Regions from separate parts of the Homo sapiens genome. Here region 2 is linked to region 1. Evidence: chromatin loops called from intact Hi-C (ENCODE). Cell type or tissue: tibial artery. All regions are shown on one strand. Links, peaks and the distances in the headings refer to the core of each region. The heading gives the core; the rest is flanking DNA.

Evidence for each region. Peaks named below come from ENCODE experiments on the same cell type or tissue, not always from the same donor. Only the 100,000 strongest peaks of a DNase experiment are listed, where the experiment ranks them.
Region 2: a loop joins it to region 1, with 7 times the contacts of the local background. A loop is called at or near these places in 3 of 110 quality-filtered maps.

Annotation. Positions count from the first base shown.
Region 1 is chr2:48,218,373-48,226,355 of GRCh38, forward strand. No RefSeq gene overlaps it. Among named protein-coding and RNA genes, the nearest start is that of FOXN2, 92 kb to the right of the region's middle. In tibial artery, for the core only: no CTCF peak of the experiment used is centred there; no DNase peak of the experiment used is centred there.
Region 2 is chr2:47,894,038-47,902,020 of GRCh38, forward strand. The region is part of intron 1 of FBXO11 (F-box protein 11); the gene reads right to left. Among named protein-coding and RNA genes, the nearest start is that of FBXO11, 8.5 kb to the right of the region's middle. RefSeq lists a silencer at 7,922-7,983. In tibial artery, for the core only: no CTCF peak of the experiment used is centred there; no DNase peak of the experiment used is centred there.

The DNA of each region.
Region 1 (7,983 bases), core at 2,973-5,472:
TTCTGTGAAGGGCAATTTGGCAATATCTATCAAAGTTACAGAATCACTTGTCATTTAGCCCAGCAATTCCACTTCTAATAATTTATCCAGATATAATCACTAGTTTGTGAAATTACATATATACATGGTTACTCATTGTTACATTGTTTACAGTTGGAAGAGATTAGAAAGAACCTACATGCTCACCAGCAGTGGATTGTTAAATGAATTATGTATACTCCTACAATAGTATACTATATGTTATCAACAAAAGGAGGAAAATTTATATACTGGTACAGCTTAATCTCAAAGAAACATTGTTAAGTAGAGGAAAAAAGTAAGGCTGAGAATGGTGTATATGGTATGTTACCATGTGAATGAAAAGAGAAATGCAGTTTTTGCTTAATATGCGTAGAATATTTCTGGAAAGGTATACAAGAAAAATGTAAGATTTCTAGACTGCAATCCCTTCCCCAGACCTACTGAGGCAGAATTTGTGTAAGCACTGGTTCTGAAGCTTACTGAAGTTTAGTAACCTTAGGGAGAAAAAATTTGAGGAACATTTTTGAGATCTGCTGCCCTAGTTCCAACAGATAGAATTTTATCTTGTTTTCAAACCAAGTCTACCAGTCCTAGTACCTTAGTTCTAATAATTAGGTTCCTATCCCTATTACCTCATTTTTGTCTCAGTAAACTACTTAGTTCCATCACATCCAATCTCTTCTTCCAGGTATATAGGGGTCCCAGGTCAAGGTATCTGGAAGCAGGATGGCCCTAAGCATGCACAAAGCTGGCCAACAGCTCCTTCCTTACCTTTGAGCTGGACATCCTGGGAAGGAAAAATAATTCAATGGTCAGTTCCAAGGGGTGAGCTAAATGTAAAACCAGAGCCCTAAGGTTTGTGTTGATAGCAAAGTACAGAGATGATAGAGGAGCAGGTTTGGAGGAGGTAAACTAGTGATGTCCCCAGAGGCAAAAGAATTGAAGAATGTTTTAAAGGAGAGTCAGTAAGCAAGCCACTGGTTGGGGAAATTCCAGATCCCTGGTTCTTCCTTCGCTTTCCAAGCATGATTGCCATCACCAATACCCAGCCCTGAACTGAATCACGTGGCTGGGCCCCTGCTACCCAGTCTCAGACTTCCCTGAGCTGCCTACCACCCTGCCTAAATTTCTGAAGGCCTCCGATTCCCACCAATCATGAAGTACATGCATGTACCTCCAACAACCAGCATTGTGTGGCCATATTTTTGGGATGCCTTTGCAGGACTGGATTCACTGCTAGCAGCTGCAACTTTATCAGCTCTCCAGTGAGTCTTCCCCCCATTGATTTGTTCTGGCCTCTAGATCCCAGCTTCCCAGGTCAATACTGTTAACCAAAGGGAACCACACCCTATGGGGCCTCATAAGCTGGTTGCTATATGAAATTCATATGTCAAGTTAGATAGCAGTTTCTGCCTAGAGTGACTTGTCTGTGAAAACAGCTAACCTGAAACCACATAAAAAGTGGATCACCATATTGTTGCAAATTTAATTCAGAGCAATGAACACCAATGGTACAAATATTTGGACAGTATCAGGCCAATACAAGTACAGGCCCTGTTATCAGATGTCAGAAAAAGAGGGCAGGTAGGTTAATGGATAACAACTGTCAGAGGTTAGGACAGATCAAGGATATGTCAGGTTAAGCAATCAGAGTCCTGTGATATATAAATCTGATTCTGAGGCAAAGTCTGCCCCAGATCACACATTGCCAAGGCAGCATGTGATCCGAATTGAACTATGCTCAAAACTTCTCACTCAACTAAACAATTATAGGTGGCTAAAGAGGGAGCAAGGGAGTGGCAGAAGGTTCTAAACCTAATAGTAGGTACATATGCAGCTTGGTGTAGTGAAGAAAGCACTTGACTAGGTATGTAGACCTGAGTATGGTCCTGAACTCCTCTCTATGTCCCTTATTCCAGAAACCTCCACCCTGATCCCAAACCTTGCCCAGTGGGGTCTTCTTGCTTTCAATTTAGCAAGCAGAAGTTTGTTCTACATCAGTCCTCCACCTGACTTTGATGGCCTAGAGTAGGTATTTGGCCCCTTTAGATCTGCTTGGTAAGGGAGCATTCCCGGGATTATTGACAAGCAATCACCATTAGTGATCTTGGCAACACTTCCATTCCTGAGAGCAAATAGCATGTGTCCTTAGCAGCTGAGGCCCCCATCTGAGGTGTTTAATTTCCAAAGGGAATCTTGGTGCATGTTGGGCCTATAGAAACTTCTAGCTAAGAAAAGAGAACCAGTTCTCTATATATGAAATGTCCTGGTCATATAACTACAATGAGACATTTTAAACCAGTTTCTCTTTTTAAAAAAGAAACAGAAATTTATTTTAAAAGAGGAACGAACAGCACTCTGGCTTTTGAGGACTTTACTTTTCCCCAATTCTGAAGGTCCTGTATTCAATCTGTGTATTGAAAACTGTGTTTTACTTTTCCTGGGGAAGTGGCCCCTGCCCTGGTTGTCCCCAAAATGTCAGCAATGTGGGTAAATGCTAGCAAAGTAGCTGTCTTCTGCTTTAGATAAAATTCTACCTGATCTTTTTTCTCCTTTCTCCCTAACACAAGTCAGCAGTTAGCATAAGAAAAAAGAATCCAGAATTTTCTAAACATTTGACACATTAAAAGTCTCAAAACTCATTTGCTGTTGAAATGTTGAGGTTTTTCTACCACAATTCCTTAACACACCTCCCTCCTGACCAGTCATCTTAAAAAGTAACTTTCAGCTAGGCGCAGTGGCACATGCCTGTAATCCCAGCACTTTGGGAGGCCGAGGCAGGTGGATCGCCTGAGGTCAGAAGTTTGAGACCACCCTGACCAACATGGTGAAACCCCGTCTCTACTGAAAACATACAAAAAAAATTAACTGGGAATGGTGGCAGGTGCCTGTAATCCCAGCTACTTGGGAGGTTGAGTCGGGAGAATCGCTGGAACCTGGGAGGCGGAGGTTGCAGTAGCCAAGATTGCTCCACTGCACTCCAGCCTGGGCGACAAAGAGAGACTCCATCTCAAAAAGAAAAAAAAGAAAAGAATAGATAAAAGTAACTTTCATTATTTAACTTCCTGCCTCAGACGTCTTTACATGTCAGGTGTGGTAGCACATGCTGGTAGTCCCAGCTACTTGGGAGGCTGAGGCAGGAAAAATCACTTGAGCCCAGGAGTTCGAGGCTGTAGTGTGCAATGATCATGCCTGTTAATAGCCACTGCACTCCAGCCTGGACAACTTAGTGACATTCTGTCTCTAAGAAAATAAAAATAAATTAAACCTCATTGCTATTTAAAAAAAAAAAAATCTTTAAGAGTGCTCATGTCTTCAGGGTAAAGTCAGATTCCTTACCCTAGCATTCAAAGCCCTTCACCGTTAGGTCTTATTGCCTACTAGTCTCCTAAAGGAACTCATAGTTCAAGCCAGAGAGATCCGATCACTGCTTTTACAAAATATCTTATATGTTTCCTGATCCTCATCTCTGCTTCTGTCATTTTTCCTTCCTTTCCACTTACCCAACAGTTACAATTCTTTAAACACCTAGCTCAAGTCCTTCCTCCCTCATAATGGAAGATTACAGAGCCAGGGAGCTCTTCCTCCCTGCTATATTTGCATCACCTATTTGCTATCTGCTCCCATCATTTGGCGTGTTGTCTTATGACAGGCTTTGTATGTATTTTTAACTTGTTTTCTATTCTGCTCATGTACATATTTACCTTTTCAACTTTGATGTTTAACTTTAAGGTCAAGGATCATATCTACCATTGTATTAGCACATCATGACTCACAATACTTACTAATTTCAACTAATTGACAGTTTAAAGAGGAGGCAGAGTTCAGTGACTCATGCCTGTAATCCTAAAACCTGGGGAGGCAGAGGCAGGTGGATTGCTTGAGCCCAGGAGTTCGAGACCAGCCTGGACAACATAGCAAAACCCCATCTCTAAAAAAATATAAAAATTAGCTGGTCATAGTGGCACATGCCTATAGTCCCAGCTACTCTGGAGGCTGAGGTAGGAGGACTGCTTGAGCCTGGGAGGTCGAGGTTGTAGTGAGCCGAGATTACCCCAGGGCACTCCAACCTGGGCAACAATGCTAGATCCTCTCTCAAAATTTTTTTTTTTTTTAATTAAAGGGGAAAATTTTTTGCTTTCATCTTTTCTTACAACCTTCCCTACTTGCTTTGTATCATGAACCATTCCAGTTGGAAGAGCCAACATTGTTCTTTCTGGTTGGAACTTGTGTGGAATTCCAGGTTTTTGCACAGAAAGGGAACACTCCAGGAGAGAGAGAGAAGGAAGCTCTTGTAGTACTAGGATGGCTATCTCCATGACTTCCACCTTTCATCTGTAGATGTCCTCTCCCTCCATGAGCATGCTGGTGCCTCTTAAACACTCTGGCTCAAGGTAAACAAACACAAAAGGCCTTCCCTTGGACCACCTTCCCACAAAACAGACAGGCTTTATTGGACACTAAGGGAGGCCAAAAGAGAAACAAATGCAAAGAAAAACAAAATAAAGACAGACTCCTCTAATATAAATTTTGAGTCCTTCTAACATGAACTCAATCCCAAGGTTCTCAGGACTTGTCCTATTTTACAAGGCATCTACAGTGTCTATAGTCTATCCTCAAATAATGACAGCAAAAATTTTAGGCATACTCAGGGTCTTGTTTCCTATTCTCCAAATTGTGTCAGGCTGAAGTGTGACATTTTATGACCCACTATTCCCTTTTTGGCCATATGTCCTACACTCTCTATTTGCCCAATGTGGCACATCTATAAAACGAGGATAGTTATAAAGCTGATGTGAGGATTGAATGAGGTAATCCAGGTATAGCAGTTAGCATTCAGAAAGCATTCAGTAAATACTATTCATTACTATTTCACAAGCAAGACTGACAAAACTGACCTGTGGTTGAGAAAAGAGTGGGTTTGGCCAGCTGTGGTGGCTCACGCCTGTAATCCCAGCACTTTGGGAGGCCGAGGCGGGTGGATCACAAGGTCAAGAGATCAAGACCATTCTGGCCAATGTGGTGAAACCCAATCTCTACCAAAAATACAAAAATTAGCTGGGCATGCTGGTGCATGCCTGTAGTCCCAGCTACTCGGGAGGCTGAGGCAGGAGAATCGCTTGAACCTGGGAGGTGGAGGTTGCAGTGATCACGCCACTGCACTCTAGCCTTGCGACACAGTGAGACTCCATCTCAAAAAAAAAAAAAAATGGGTTAGGGACAGGGAGAGAGAGACAGAGAGACATTTCAATTTTAACCCTACTACCCATACCACTCATCTAGGGCACCTCCACCACCTCTTTCTAGTTTCTTCTTTTAAAAACATGACTCTCATGCACAATGACTAAAGAGCACAGCTCTACTCTTTCAGTCCCAAACAACACTTACATCCTAATGTAGTGCAACAATTGTTACACTCAACATAGTAACAAAAGAGTCCATTTTTCTAATGGTTCATTTCTACCAGTCCAATAGTCTCAATATTTTTTCTCACTGTGATATAATCATGCTAATTGTCCCAACTACAACTGTTCCACTCCTCTGTCCTTAATTCAAGACGGAATATCACAAGCATCTCTTCGCTTTCTTCCTGGAATGCTTGCAGAACTCATAAAATTGTTCAAACAGATCACCTTGTGACTTTGATAAAATCCTTTTCCCTATCTGCGCCTCAGTTTCCTCATTTGTAGGTAAGTGTATCTGACAAGATGATCTCTAAGGTCCCTTCCAACTCTCACCTTCTCTGTTGAGAGCTTTGAATGTTGGATTATGGAGTTTACTTAAACTCATAGTCAATAGGCAGCCACAGAAAGAAGTTGAACAAGAAAAGCATGTGATTGAAATTATTAACGACGATATTTAGAAAGAATAGGAAGCACAGGGGAGAGAATTAATGAAGCTTGAACAGGAGAGATGGGTGATATAATGGGAAAGCAAAAGCTTCTCAGGCTCAGCAATCAATTGGATATAGGCAACAAGGGAGGCTGGGAGTCAAAGGATTGGTGATTGGGGTGTTACAGAAACAGAGAAGTAGAAAGAAGTCATGTTTTGAGGGTAACACAATAAGTTCTGTTTTGGACATATTCTATACTTCAACGATTCCACTCCAAGGCATAAACCCCAAGGAAATTCTCGGACCCGTACAACAAGATATGTATGGAAGAAGGTTTATTGTAACATTATTCACAATAGCAATAACAGGCCAGGCATGGTGGCTCATGCCTGTAATCCCAGCACTTTGGGAGGCTGAGGCAGGAGGATCGCTTGAGCCCAGGAGTTCAAGACCAGCCTGGTCAACATAGTGAAAACCTGTCTCTACCAAAATTACAAAAGTTAGCTGGGCATCATGGTGTGCACCTGTAATCCAAACTACTAAGGAGGCTGAGGCAGGAGAATCGCTTGAACCTAGCAGGTGGAGGTTGCAGTGAGCTGAGATTGCACCACTGCCCTCCAGCCTGGGCAACAGAGCAAGGCTGTCTCAAAAAACAAACAAACAAAAACAATAGCAATAACCAATAATGGGAAATAATTCACACTGCCCATGAACAGGAAAGTAGATAATAAACTATGGTATAATCATGCTATAAAATAGTATACAGCAGCCAAAACAGGTGAACTACCATACAGCAATATGGATATCTGCAATATAACAGAAATTAAAAAGTTTCTTACATACAGAATGGTATCCTTTTTATAAAGTTAGAAATAGCCAACATTAAGAAGATATATATATGTGTGTGTACATATATAATTTTAAGGAATATGTGTTGATATAATATCATAATATTTAAGAAACAAAGGAATGATGAACACAGGAGTTAAGATAATGCTTTTTTTTTTTTAATGTGGAGAGACACTGGGATGCAATGAGGGAGCTGTGCCATTAGATACAGATTACCGTATACAAGATACAAGGACCTAGTTTTCATCTTGGATTTTCAAGTGTTTATTACATTATTTAAAAGTAACTGACCAAATAAACAAACACATAAATGATCAGGGGAATAAAATGTATTAGATATAAATCATTGCTCTAAAAATGGATCCTAAAGAATATTACAGGGATTTTAAAAATACAACATAAGAAGATAAAGCAAATTGGTACAGGAATAAATTAAAGAAAAAATGAAAACATCTTATAAATGAATGCTACATTAGCAACAACCAAAAATAGGAAAGTATGATAGAAAGCAGGTTAAGACATGAGGGAAAGGCTAGACAGACAGAATGAAACAAAAAATATATATAAATGATAGAGAAAGTATACAAAGGAGCTTCAACTCCTTAAAAAAAAACTCCTTAAAAAAGAACCAAGATTTTAACTAGAAAATTGCCATCAGCAAAAAGATCACATATTCCATAACCATGTAATTTTTAACCAATAACATACAAGCAGAAATCTTGTGTGTCACTTCAGAGATGTTTCCTTAATAAAGGGGTAGGCCCATTTATTTTTCCTTTATCCTGCTGCCTGACGGCTGGTACTCAAGCAGCCTTCTGGACTACAAGGACAAGGACCATTCTGTAAGAAATGGTGGAGCGGTGAACTGAAAGGGCTGTAGGTCTGTGATGAATTCATGGAAGCATCAGGCCAGTTCTGGACTTCTTCTATGTGAGGAGTAAATAAACTTCCAACTTGTTAAACTCTGTATGTAAGTGTTGGAAGCCTCCTTATAATCAGCCAAATTAAATACAATAATTATGACAGTGGCTGCCATTTAGATCATATATATATATCATCTAAATATATATATATATATAATATATATATATATATATATTTAAGGGACAGGCCTTCTCAAATTTGGGAGGAAAATTAAATGATGAAACTCAGCCAAAAAAAGTCAAATCAAAATAATATAGAAATAGGGACTATAGAAGCCATTAGGGAAGTATTAATAAAGAAAATTTAATTTACTTAAATATAAAACTAAGATTAAATGAGAATTATGATTACAGACG
Region 2 (7,983 bases), core at 2,181-4,680, 330 kb before region 1:
ATATCATCAATTTCAATCAAGTAGTTCCTGATGAACAGAGCCCTGTCATTCTCAGGGGATACTTGTATCATGAGGAATACAAGTTTATGTGCCACTAGCACTTTAGTACAAGCTTTCACTTGAAGAACTTATCAAGGATGCTGGGCAGAGGCACTTTTTCACCTTCCTCCTATACACCAGGAACGGAAAGGTCCAGTCAAGGACCAGAAAAACATCTCTAAAAGCAAAATATGCCCCCATTTTTCTGTGAAAGTTTCACAATTTTAAAATAAGCTTATTGTAAGACAATAAAGGGTAGTCAAGAATATGCAGAAAACTAGAAATGAAATAACTGTCCAAATAATAGCAAAATATTTTCATAAGAGTTAAAGAGATAAACTTTAAAGGAGTAAGAAACAGGTTCCAAACTTAAGTGGAGAAACAAAATTACTTATCACCACTTCAGCAGCAAAAGGAAGCAAGTTTTTGGAATGAAGGCCCAGAATCACATATTAAAGTCCACAGTATTTTTTTAAAATTCTTAAATACAAAAAAGATGTCTTCCACTCCTCAAAGCAACCCAACCTACAATCTTTGAGGGGAAATCAAAGTGATATTAAGTTAGTGAATAAACTTTCTGACTAGTGGGAAAAAAGTTCCTTAGATTTTTAGACAGTATACTTGCAAAAACTTAAAATTAAAAGAACTATTAAATGTTTGTGTGTCCAAAGTTTAAATCAATCAAATCTGTGGATAAAAAATTTTAGCACAAAAACAATGTTTATGATAACCCAACATATTTTAATAACAACTGTGGCTATCTGCAAAAAAATGAAAATGTGAAAATGGGAAAGAACACAGCAGTCTCCTCCTCTGTTTTTTGTGGAAAAGGTTAACACTGTAAGCCTCAAGACTGAACTGTTAAAGGATACCAAGAGACTCAAGAAAAACACCAATATTTAAAATAAAATAATTTCCAATTATTTTAGTAACATAATTATGAGATGCCATATTCACACACCTTAAAGCTGTTTTAGTTTCCATTTCTTGCAAAGTAAATGGAAATTTTGTCTTTGAGAAAATATCAGCAATGATATATGCTGAGGTATAAAACTCACACGGAATGTGGCAAATGTGTAAGAATGCTCACATATGCAAAGAAAAAAATGCAGAAAAATAAAAAGGAATGCTCACAGTAGCACTACTCCTGACATCCAAACACAAAAACAATCCTATGTCCATCAACTGTAGAATGGATAAACTGTAGTATATTCATACAATGTAATACTAAACAGCAACAAGAATGAACAATGAAAAAACTAATGCTACAAGCAGCAATATGGATGAAGCTCACAACAAATATTAAGGGAGAATTCTGTCAGACACATAGGAGTACATACTGGGGGGTTACATTTACATAAAGTTAAGAAACAGGCACAAGTAATCCAAGCAATCAGAAAGATGGGGTTGGGAACAGTGACTAGGAAGGCCCTTCAAGGGGGACACTTCTGGGATACTAGTAGTGCTTTATTCCTTGCTGTAGGTATTTTTGGTTACACAGATGTGTTTACTTCAGGAAAAGTAATCAAGCTGTACACGGATGATTTGTGCACTTACATATTTCAATTACAAGATTAGCAGAAATTATTTCCACAATTTAAATAACTATATAGTTTATGTTGTTGTTTTTTTTTGAGACAGAATTTCACTCTTTCACCCAGGCTGGAGTGCAGTGGCATGATCTGGGCTCACTGCAACCTCTGCCTTCTGGTTTCAGGCGATTCTCCTGCCTCAGCCTCCCGAGTAGCTGGGATTACAGGCATCTGCCACCATACCCAGCTAGCCAATTTCTGTATTTTTAGTAGAGACAGGGTTTCACCATGTTGGCCAGGCTGGTCTCGAACTCCTGACCTCGTGATCCACTCGCCTCAGCCTCCCAAAGTGCTGGGATTGCAGGCATGAGCCACCATGCCCAGCCATAACTATATAGTTTTAAATGTATATAGCCCATTTATATTTTAAAAACTATAGACTGTTTCTAATTCAAACAACTATTGCTAACACAAATGATTCATACATACTCTACTTCTCTCCCTCACAATCCTCACCCCAAAATTAGTCTTTTGAGTATTTTCTAAAAAGTGAAACTTTAAGAGAAAAATTTAAAAGTCAGAAAAAGATCAGGAAAAGAAATAAACACGTAATGTTAAGTGATTCTTGCAGGAATCCTTTACTCTCCCCCTCCCCCAATACTTTATTTGCCTCTGAAGAATCACTCCTACCCGAAAGATCTTTCTCCAAATTGTTTCTTTTCTTTTTTTTTTTTTTGAGACAAGGTCTTAAAACTCTGTCACCCAGGCTGGAGTGCAGTGGCTCAATCACAGTTCACTCTAGCCTTGACCTCCCTGGCTCAGATGATCCTCTCACCTCAACCTCCTGAGTAGCTGGGACTACAGGCATGGGCCACCACCCCACAGCTAACTTTGTATTTTCTGTAGAGACGGGGTTTCGCCATGTTGCCCAGGCAGGTCTCAAACTCCTGGGCTCAAGCGATCCACCCCACCCAGCCTCCCAAAAAGTGCTAGGATTACAGGCATGAGCCACTATGCCCCGCCCAATTGTTTAATTTCGCTTCCCTCTTTTACTTGGCCTAAAATACCAAAATTTGACAAGTTATCATAATCAGTCTCTTAAAAATGCAAATGTCTTTCAGAGAATTAATGAAGACATCAGTCATTCATATGTAAGTGTGAAGTAGTATAGTGGCTACTTTTATGTATTGCTGACCTTATATGAAATAAAGTGAGTGAGTCTATAATTTCCTTTACCATAAGAACACTTTGCTAAAAATACTAGCTTTCAAAATATAGTGCCTTACTCCAACTTCTATTTCTCTCAACAAATCTTCTTTGATATTTCTTCTTTACTATGATAGAAGTCTGGAAAGACTCCTACTTTTCATTTGTTAAATTTTATTCACTTCTAATTCCCTTTAAAGCTTGTTTTTTTCTTTTTTCAAAAAGTTATGACCAATTATGTGGGAAGAAACAATAACTAGTAACATACATACCAAAGTTGTCCATCTCAATATATAACAAGGGAATAAAAAATAGTTACATGCTCTTCCTCTTCCCCATCCCCTTTCCTACTAAGTGTTAGAATCTCATAAAGCCACATGTTCTTATATACAGTATGTTAATATACTATGAATGGAAGATAGAAAAATCAATGCTTGGATATAAAAAAGAATTATTGTATCTAAACCCAAGTAGAGTTGGCAAATCAGCAAAGGCTAAACTGATTCAAGTCAGTTGGTTACACTACAGTAACACAGACACCAATATCAAAGGTTAAACCCACACAGTGGCCAGTTAATTTCACACTAAAGAAAAACTTCTGGTCGGGTGAGGTGGCTCACGCCTGTAATCCCAGCATTTTGGGAGGCTTAGGCGGGCAGATCACTTTACATCATGAGTTTGAGATCAGCTTGGCCAACGTGGGGAAACCCCGTCTCTACTGAAAATACAAAAATCAGCCAGGCATGGTGGTGTGCACCTATAATCCCAGCTACTCAGGAGGCTGAGGCAGGAGAATCACTTGAACTCAGGAGGCAGAGGTTGCAGTGAGCCAAGATCACACCATTGCACTCCAGCCTGGGTGACAGAGTGAGACTGTGTCTTAAACCAAAAAAAAAAAAAAAAAAAAGGAAAAGAAAAAAGAAAAATTTCCAACAAAGATTTTGCCACAATTCAACTCAACCATCTGGAAAAGGAGTGTTGTTCACTAGGAAAAAAGAGTAAAAATGAGATTATCACTATTATCAGAAAAATAACTAAAAGTACATATTCTTACTCCATTTCTAGCCTTCAAATAATCTCTAAGTATGAGAAAATACAAAAGCTCTCTTCACACAAAAAAAAGGATGAATGACACCTCTTCTCTCATGAGATGTGAAAATATTCCTTAATGTTTTTTAAGGTTTAGTCACCACATGGAAGAAAACAATTTTCTCCCCTTTTTGAACATAGCCCCATGATCTTCATTTGTTAAAAAGAACAAAACATTTAACAACGGGGTTTTTAGAAACTGGGAGAGCAAGCAATTAACATACTGAACTCACACTTGCTTTAACATGCTATCTTATTCGGGGTGTTTAAAAAACGTTTTAAATGCAATTAATGCATTCATTTTCAAAGGAAAATAAACATTTTTGATATTTGCCTTCAACTGAAATAAATCATGTAAAGGAAGTTAGTTGGTTTCATTTCTCTATTTTCTAAGGATTAAGTTTAAGCACATTTTTTATGCTAACCAAACATATATAAAAACTCCAAGCTACACATATAAGAAACACACCAAACCATGGTGAGAAAAGAATATTTAGTCCACAAACCAGTCAAAATTACCACTGAAATCTAAAACTAATTTAACGCACATTTTTCTCCTTCTGAAATAGTCCAGCCTACAACCATGAGCTAAAATCAGTTAATACCCTTTATTCATAACTTATGAGTAATTCAGGGGAAATCTACCCTTCTTTGTATAATGAGTGCTTAATGATCTCATCAACACACTGGAAAAACATGCTGGTCAATCAGTAGAGTCTCATCTTGAGACAAATCTACATGAGAGGTAAAATTATAATCAGAAGATTACTTGAAAAATGTGAAACCAGATAAGTCAACAATCAATAGCATCAGACTAGTGCAGCCATCTCCAATAGGACAGATGGTATAGAACAGGGGACAGATCTGCTTCAAGGGGCAGGTTATTGCATCCCCTGAAAGTTATACAAACATTCTGCCAAATGTATTTTGGTATCTTTCCTTGTTTATAGAAAGATTAGGTGATATAAATCAATTTTGAAATTTTTTTGCTACTTACTATGCATCTTCATTGTTGTATAGCTGAGCCTCTACTTCTTCATTTATTAAAAAAAAAAAGTAATAAAATCTCTTACAGAATTGGTATAAGGGGGCCAGGCACGGTGGCTCATGCCTGTAATCCCAGCACTTTGGGAGGCCGAGGCGGGCGGATCACGAGGTCAGGAGATCGAGACCATCCTGGCTAACATGGTGAAACCCGGTCTCTACTAAAAATACAAAAAATTAGCCGGGCGTGGTGGTGGGCACCTGTAGTCCCAGCTACTCAGGAGGCTGAGGCAGGAGAATGGTGTGAACCCGGGAGGCGGAGCTTGCGGTGAGCCGAAATCGCGCCACTGTACTCCAGCCTGGGCGACAGAGCAAGACTCCGTCTCAAAAAAAAAAAAAAAAAAAAGAATTGGTATAAGCTTCAACAAATCAGTTTCTCTGAGGTTGTAACAAGTCATACAGATTGAATTTTATCTCTTGGGTTTAATTTTATATACAGCTGATACAATCCCTTACTTTTTATATTTAAAAGACCTATCATTTATTAAATATCTATCATGTGCTAGGAACTTTACTATCTCTCATCCTTACAAATGTTCTATAAGGCAGGTGTGATTCCCACTTGAAAGATCACAAAGTAAGGCTCAGAGAGGTAACATTGCTCACCAAATGTTAAATAACTAATCAGATGTGTAGTCAGGATTAGAACCCATATCTAGCTAGCTTTAACTCTGAGCTCTTTACATCATACTGTCTCATTCCTTATAGTGTATCTTCATAATTTTATTTTCACAGGGTAGCAACTACAATTTGGGGAATACTTTGCCAACAAAGTCACATACTATAATTCTGTGGAAGATAAGAATATATTTCAAAGGTCTGATAAATCAGTGAATTGGAAGGTCTAAAACAGAGTAATACTTCAAAGATAAGTGGGACAAGACAGAAACAAAATAAGAGTAACTTTAATATCAGGGATAAATAGGGGGACAATAAAAGACCTCATGTTGAAATAGCTCATTACTGTAAACTGGTTATTTTCAAAGTTAAAACAAACGGTGGGGGGCGGGGGGACTTGAGAAAATACTCAAACTAGGGGTTCTCACTAACAGATCAGGAACTACTTGTGGTTCCTGCCTTACCTAGTAGGTCTCCAAGCTGGTTGGCCTTCTCTTGGGTTTGTCAGAATTTCCAGTAAAGGGAGAAAAGCAGGATAAGAGCTCTTAGGCCTTATCAGCAGAGCTCTTAGGCCTCATCAGCACAACTTTAACACTAATAGCAACACTACTCTGTTTCTATCCCTCAAGTAAGTTCCAAGCTTTAAGAAAATAGGCTCTTTTTACAGCTCCCATACTTCCTGCCTCCAAAAGGTTGAGTGGCACTGTCTCCTCTCATGGGATACATTTGGAAGGGTTAGCCACCAGATGACAGAGTAGTACCCCACAGTACTTACTTCCTAAAACAGGAAAAATCATGTTTCTTGTGCAGAACTCCTCTATTAAGACTGCACAGGATCCATGAAGTTAAAATATCACATGCTAGAACAATGCCACAGAAAGTATAACTAGCATTCCTGACTAGAACAGCAAGGAGTGTCTCCTGGCTGCTGCATATTATAAATATACAGCTCATTCCTCATCAGTACAGTGTCGAGAAAAAAGTATATACACGTATATATACACACGTATACACACATATATACGTATATACACACGTATACACACGTATATACACACGTATACACACACGTACGTATATACACACGTATACACACACGTACGTATATACACACGTATACACACACGTATACACACACGTGTATATATATACACGTATACACACACGTGTATATATATACACGTATACACACACGTGTATATATATACACGTATACACACACGTGTATATATATACACGTATACACACACGTGTATATATATACACGTATACACACACGTGTATATATATACACGTATACACACACACGTGTATATATATACACGTATATATACACACATATATATGTATATATATACACGTATTTATGGAATTGCAGGGTTTTTAAAAATTGAAATCATTCAGTACGTATAATATTACATAAAATATTGCCGGTGGGGAGATATATATATTTATGTATATATATACACACGTGTGTACATATATACACATATATATGTATATATATACACACGTGTGTACATATATATACATATATATGTATATATGTACACACGTGTGTACATGTATATATATACACACGTGTGTACATATATACATATATATGTATATATATGTGGGTACATATATATGTGTGTCATAGATAAGATTTTTATCCCACAAATATGGGATTAGAGAGACTAGGTTTTTATTCTACAAGATTAGCTCAGAGTAGAAATGAATAGCAAAATCTATTAATGCATTCATTAAATTTCTTGAACTATAAATATCACAATTAGATTTTCAGCACTTCAAAACAGTCCTGTGACTTTTCCAATAACTAGAAAAAAAATACATCTATTTTCAAAAACTCCCATGTCAAGATTATTTCCAGAACCCAAATTCATCTTTTATTAAAAGGTAATAAATGAGAAACTAATAACAGTTATTAGATTCCAGGTAGAAGAATTTAGTAGCTGGAGGCTGATGTACGAAGGGGACTTCTGAATTTTAAACTGTGGCAATATTACCTATTCAAAGTAATTAATTTTATTTTATTTATTATTTATTTTTTGAGATGGAGTCTCATTCTGTCACCCAGGCTGGAGTGCAGTGGTGCAATCTCAGTTCAAAGTAATTAATTTTAACAACTAAAATCTACTGATGAGAACACACAGCACTTCTGTAGACTTGTAAGCTTTCCTCATACTTTGTAATATCTAAAAAAATTACAAAATACATTCCTGCAGTAAAGACAATAAATTCATCAGAACGGGCTGCAAAAGCTAACTCCTTCTAGAATTTTAAAACAAAACAAATATCAAAAATCCAATCCCACACTACTGTTTCATTAAATCATGGACTATATTACCGAATTGTCACTGCGTAAAATACAGTTTTTATTTTTGAGACCGAGTCTTGCACTGTGTCACCTGGGCTGGAGTGCAATGGTGTGATCTCAGCTCACTACAACCTC